Linked DNA regions of Homo sapiens: region 1 is linked to region 2. Evidence: read pairs that join two places in POLR2A ChIA-PET (ENCODE). Cell type or tissue: MCF 10A. All regions are shown on one strand. Each heading gives the region's core, and the rest is flanking DNA. Links, peaks and the distances in the headings are about the cores only. Region 1 holds the start of LOC105370485 (a long non-coding RNA gene). Region 2 holds the start of ARF6 (ARF GTPase 6).

Region 1 (2,906 bases), core at 304-2,803, 79 kb before region 2:
GTTCTTTTATTGGCCAGTCTGGGTTGCATGCCTCACCAGGAGCCTGGGGCAGAGCCAGCCTCACTCACACTTCCTAGGTGGAGAGTAGGAGTAAGGTTCCAGCCTGGCCAACGTAGTGAAACCCCATCTCTACTAAAAATACAAAATATTAGCTGGGCATGGTGGCGGGCGCCTGTAATCCCAGCTACTCGGGAAGCCGAGGCAGGAGAATCACTTGAACCCGAGAGGCGGAGGTTGCCGTGAGTCGAGATCACGCCATTGCACTCCAGCCTGGGCAACAAGAGTGAGGCTTCATCTCAAAAACAAAAACAAAAACAAAGAGTAAGGTGGTCTCCAAAGGATAATCGAGGTGCACCTGCCAGCAAAAGCATATTCTAAGACCAGGCCCCACAAAAGCTCCATGGTATTGTTAGATACAGATATTACTGAGCATTAATACTGTAATAATACAGTGACGGTCTTTTCCATCTGTTAATGTTCTACTCATTTTTCAGATTCATTTCAAATGTCACCACAGACCAGGCGTGGTGGCTCACTCCTGTAATCCCAGCACTTAGGGAGGTCAAGGCAGGCAGATCACTTGAGGTCAGGAGTTTGAGACCAGCCTGGCCAACATCATGAGACCCTCATCTCTACTGAAAATACAAAACTTGGCCAGGTGTGTTGGTGGGCTCCAAGAATCCCAGCTACTTGGGAGGCAGAGGCTGGAGAATCACTTGAATCTTGGAGGTGGAAATCGCGCCACTGCACTCCAGCCTGGATGACAGAGGGATACTCCATCTCAAAAAAATAAAATAACATAAAATAAAATAAATCACCACAAACAAATCTCCCTAATGAGATTATTTTTCCATCAGCACTTTCTTTTTCTCTCCTGGCATGTATCATATCTTGCTATGTCGATTATGGTGAGTCACACAGCCATTTGTTTACACTCTGGTTTGGTTAAAAAAAGGCAGAGCTGGATCTGGGTACGCCTCCCATTCATGATGAGAACACCTCCCACCCCGACACCCAGGATGAGGGCTTCTCTGCCTGAAGTGTCCAGGCCTTGGAATGAAGAGGCTAAAAGGTGGTAAGAAAAATGAAACTCAAATAGCTCACTCCAGGAAGAAAACTCATCCGTGGCACAACACTGCATCTTGGAAATCAGCCTGGCTTTTCTTTCTTAAGTCATACTGGAACTGTCTCTCTTTAATATGTGTGAATGAAGCTGAAAAGAGATTCAAACCCTAAGATGGCAGTAGCCTTAGAAATTTCATATCCTGAATAAATTTGAGAGAGAGAGGAAGGGGAGAGAGAGAAATGTTGCGAGACACCTTTCTTCCTCCAATAAACAAAAAAGCAAATACCCCAGATGCCTTTTATACTCACCCCGGGGCAAGCAGCTTATTACTAAGTTCAGAAGCTTTTGCTGCTCCTACTTTCTACAACCCCATCTGTTTCCTCTCCTGTTGCTGGTGGCTTCATTCCAGGGACACTACCCTTGAGGAAGAGGGAGCTGGCATACTAAGATCCTTCTAGCGTCACTCTTGCTTGCAGACACCTGCAGATTTCCCGTGAATGTTTCCTGTTCAATTCAACGGGTTTTAATTACATGAACTAACATTTGCTCACTCTTAAACCACGGTTGCCCTCATAAAAGACAGACTCCAAAAGACTGGGATTGGGCAAGCCCAGAAAAATCTAAATGTTTATGCAAACATGCTCATGTTTCCCTCCTCATATTCCTTACTGCTCTATCATTACAGATGTTCTGCCTTGGGAGATCTACCTTCTGTTTTTCTCATTTAAGGCAAAAAAACATAAATTCTCTCTTTTCAATTTCCATGTACTCCTGGTGGAAGCAGGAGTAAGTTCCCCTCCTGCAGACACCTCAGCTTTCTGGGCATAAATGGCCCCTGTTGGCTCCTTAGTGAAGTCTAAGAGGCAGTGACCCTCCGTGGAGCTGCAGTGGTGCTTCCCTTTCTGTAGCTTCTGGGCCATATTTCTGAACCAGAAATTGAGAACTATCTGAAAAAATCTGAGATGTATTGTTTCTCAAGTCTTGTCAAGCATATTGCACAGTTTGCTCCCCTGCCAAGTTTCTCCCTCATAATCCTGACATGTTTGTCCCAAAACACACTCATTTCCCATAATCAAAAGAGCCTGGTGGGGGGGGGTGGGGAAACCTGAGAACTCAAGAGGCATAAAAATGAAAGCTAGTTATGTGAGACTTCATTTATTATCATGATGAACCCAAGAGTTTCCGATGTATGGTTTTTGGTAGTTTTTAGAGTCCAATGTCCTTATTTTGAGCTTAGAGATATTGCAAGGTCCCTACCACAACCCCCACCACCACACACACACGAGGCTGCCCACACGAGGGGCATCTGGTGAAAGGAAGCAACAATCAGTTGACAGTCTATCAATCAACTGGAAGTGAGCTGTTTTATCCACAAAGTAGGTTGAAAGAAGAGTGTCTAAGCACTCCTTTTTAGACAATAGAGCCTGGGTACAGATTACCAGAAATCTGAACCACACCAGAAGTTCTTAGTGCAGTAGATATTTAACAAGGCAAAATGCACGCCCTTCCTCTTCTCTAAACTAGTTCCGTGACGGTGGTGGAATGAAAGGCTTTGGCTTTCATACACATCACTCAGATATAAATAACTGCTTCTGACAGCCTCAAGCTTGACTTCCTCAAACTCAGGTCTTCACTTCCCCCAGGGCAAGGTCAGGTACACCTGCTTCTCCAAAAAGCGGCACATTGCCTTCTTCTAAGTAAATTATCTCCATATTTTTGAGGCGGAGTTCTTAAGAAAGGCAAAACCACTGCACCTAAGCAATCAGTTGCACTTCTATGCAAGAGTCTCCATCACTCTTCTCCAAAGACACTAACTACAAAACCAAATATGTGATTCTTG
Region 2 (2,906 bases), core at 167-2,666:
AATCAAACTATTATTACAAAGGACTTTACCAAGAACTGCTGTGTTTCCCCCATCCCATCTGCTGGAAGTCAACAAGAGCATCTAGCAACTTTGTGTTCATGTCAAATGTCAGATCAGAGCATCCTAACGCAAAGCCAACAAAAAAAAAAAAAAAAAAAAAAGGAAAAAGAAAGGGAAACAAACAAAAGAGAAAACCCCCAAGCCCCGTCCCCGCCAAACTGTAGAACAGTAACTCCAGAGTTCAAATTCAAAAGAAGAGAAAGTGGCAATTGAAAGAGGTGATGGTGGCGATAATCCTATGAATGGGTTTTTGATTTCTCTCCTTCCAGGGGATGGGTGGAGAATGCTCATTAAGATTTGTAGTTAGAGGTTAACCATGTGAGCCCCTCATAGAGTCCGTCCCCTGAGGTGGCACAGGAGGGCTGCACATACCAGTTCCTGTCCCGAATCCGGGTCAGGCCCAGTTTCTCCTGGATCTCGTGGGGTTTCATGGCATCGGGCAGGTCCTGCTTGTTGGCGAAGATGAGGATTATGGCGTCCCTCATCTCCCGGTCATTGATAATGCGGTGCAGCTCCTGGCGAGCCTCATCGATGCGGTCGCGGTCGGCGCAGTCCACTACGAAGATGAGACCTTGGGTCCCAGTGTAGTAATGCCGCCAGAGCGGCCGGATCTTGTCCTGGCCGCCCACATCCCATACGTTGAACTTGACATTTTTGTAAGTCACCGTCTCCACGTTGAAACCCACAGTGGGAATGGTGGTCACCGACTGGCCCAGCTTCAACTTGTACAGGATTGTTGTCTTGCCGGCCGCGTCCAGGCCCAACATGAGGATCCGCATTTCCTTGTTCCCGAAGATTTTGGATAGCACCTTCCCCATCGCGTCGGAGGAGCCGGGGCCGGGGGCATTCAGGTGTCCCGGGTCCCCTCAGCCAACAACGCCGCCGCCGCCGCGAAACCGAAACGAAGCCTCTCGGCCGCGAGAGCGCCTTTGCGGCCTGCGTGGGAGTTGCCTCCTAAGGGCAGAGGCCCAGGCCCCCCGCTCACTCGGGCATCACCGACCGCACAACTTGATTTCTCCAGTCGCCGCCGCCACCCGGGCCCTGAGACTGCGCTGGGAGCCGCCGCCCTGCTGAGGCGCGGCCCGGCCCGGAACTGCCCTTCCCCCCGCAGGCGCCGCGCGAGCGCCGCCGCGGTTCCCGCTCCTCCGCCTTCCTCTCACCGCGAGGGAGACTGCAGCCCTCCGGCCCGCCCGCCGGCCTGCGAGCACTGGGCTCCCCACCGACCCAGGACACCCGAGAGGCAGCGCGGCTCCGGGGCCCCGTCAGGTCATGGATCCTCGCGGGAACTCGGTGCGCTGCCTGCAGAGAAACAGAGAGGGAGGGGAGTTACTGCCAGAGCTCCACAAAGGAGCGAAGACCGAGGTGGCCCGCCTTTCCAGCTCGGCCCAAGGGGTTACCTCCAGCCGCCGCCCCGAGCGCGGGCTCCCTCCGGCCTCCAACTCCTCCTCCCAGTTCTGCCGCCGCCGCTGCCGGAAAAGGCGCCGAGGAAACCGCCTCACTTCCCCTCCCGACCACGCAGGCGCAGCAGAGGCCGACCGTTCGGACAAGAGCGACCTCTGTAAGGAGAGCGGCCCGCGCGCCTAGCGTCATGGGCGCCACGCGCCGGAGGGGCGGGGCTACGGCGCCTCGGAGGGCTCGCAGATGCGGCCGGCCCAGAGCCCTCGAACCTCGGACTCTGACTCGCGCCTACCCGTGGCTCTTCTAGCGTCTCCTTCCCTGCTTTTCTCTTTTGCGCTCTGCCCTCCCCTGCCCACCCGAACCAAGGGAGCAGATCTACTGGGGGGCCCTACAGGGTGGGGCCCACGGGCAGCCCGCTCTCTCCACGAACCGAGCTGCCTCCAGGCCTGTTCCCAGACCTCGGTGCCCGCCAGATGCTCTGCGAATTCCCTCCGCCCGCCCCAGCCTTCCCGCACCCTCCGCGCTCCCTGAACGTCCCAGGGAAGCTCTGTTCGCTTTTGTTTTTTTTTTTTTTCCCTTTTTCGCAACCCCTTCTTGGCTTCCTTTATCCCTTGAATTTTGTATGTTTCCTGAAAGACACGTGGGAGGCCAGTGTCTCGTGTGGAATCTGCCAGTCAGTGCAGCGCTTTCCCGGAGTTGAGTTTACTCTGCAGCTCTTTTGAATGTTTGAGCCCTGTCTGCCTATAGGTCTCGTCAAGACCAGCCCATGTTTCTTAAAAACTGCAGTATTATGAAGAGTTCCTGTGCCTTGCCGCGTTTTCACCTTTTTAGAATGCGACATCTGTTCATCTTTAAAATATCATTTTATCTCATACTGTTAGTAGTAGCTTCTTAACTACTACCCATTCTTAACTTTAAGAAGCATAGAATTTAGAATATAGAACGACCGCTTGTATGGCCTGGATCTGGGCACTTAACCTTACTAAGTTTATCTCGTGTAAACTGACCTTGCTAACTCACGTGAGGCTTAAATAATACAATGTGGAAGACTTCAGGGCACATTTTTGGTTTTTTGGTTTTTGTTTGTTTCTTGAGACGGGGTCTCACTCTGTCGCCCAGGCTGGAGTCCAGTTGCACAATCTCGGCTCACTGCAGCCTCCTCATCCTGGGTTCAAGCAGTTCTGCCTTAGCCTCCGGAGCAGCTGGAATTAGGTCGCCCACCACCACGCCCGGCTAATTTTTGTATTTTTAGTAGAGACGGGGTTTCACCATGTTGGCCAGGCTGGTCTCGAAGTCCTGACCTCAGGTGATCCACCCGCCTCGGCCCCCCAAAATGCTGGGATTACAGGCGTGAGCCACTGCGCCCTGCCAAGGACACATTTTTGTATCAAATGGTTAATGATAAAATTAGACTTAAAATAACGTGAAACCTTCAAATATCAAGGGGA

What was found. Peaks named below come from ENCODE experiments on the same cell type or tissue, not always from the same donor. Only the 100,000 strongest peaks of a DNase experiment are listed, where the experiment ranks them.
Region 1: POLR2A ChIA-PET joins it to region 2 with 39 read pairs; 25 of 35 experiments call an interaction of 5 or more read pairs at or near these places.

What each region holds. Positions count from the first base shown.
Region 1 is chr14:49,971,095-49,974,000 of GRCh38, reverse strand. It overlaps LOC105370485 (a long non-coding RNA gene), which reads right to left and starts at 2,362. Exons shown (of 4, transcript XR_007064159.1): 1 at 1,375-2,362. In MCF 10A, for the core only: no CTCF peak of the experiment used is centred there; DNase peaks (open chromatin) are centred at 970, 1,500 and 2,110.
Region 2 is chr14:49,891,709-49,894,614 of GRCh38, reverse strand. It overlaps ARF6 (ARF GTPase 6), which reads right to left and starts at 1,533. Exons shown (of 2, transcript NM_001663.4): 1 at 1,458-1,533; 2 at 1-1,359. The coding sequence starts at 878. The coding sequence ends at 351. RefSeq lists enhancers at 604-653, 684-1,003, 1,874-1,973 and silencers at 1,164-1,353, 1,394-1,783. In MCF 10A, for the core only: no CTCF peak of the experiment used is centred there; DNase peaks (open chromatin) are centred at 1,654 and 2,134.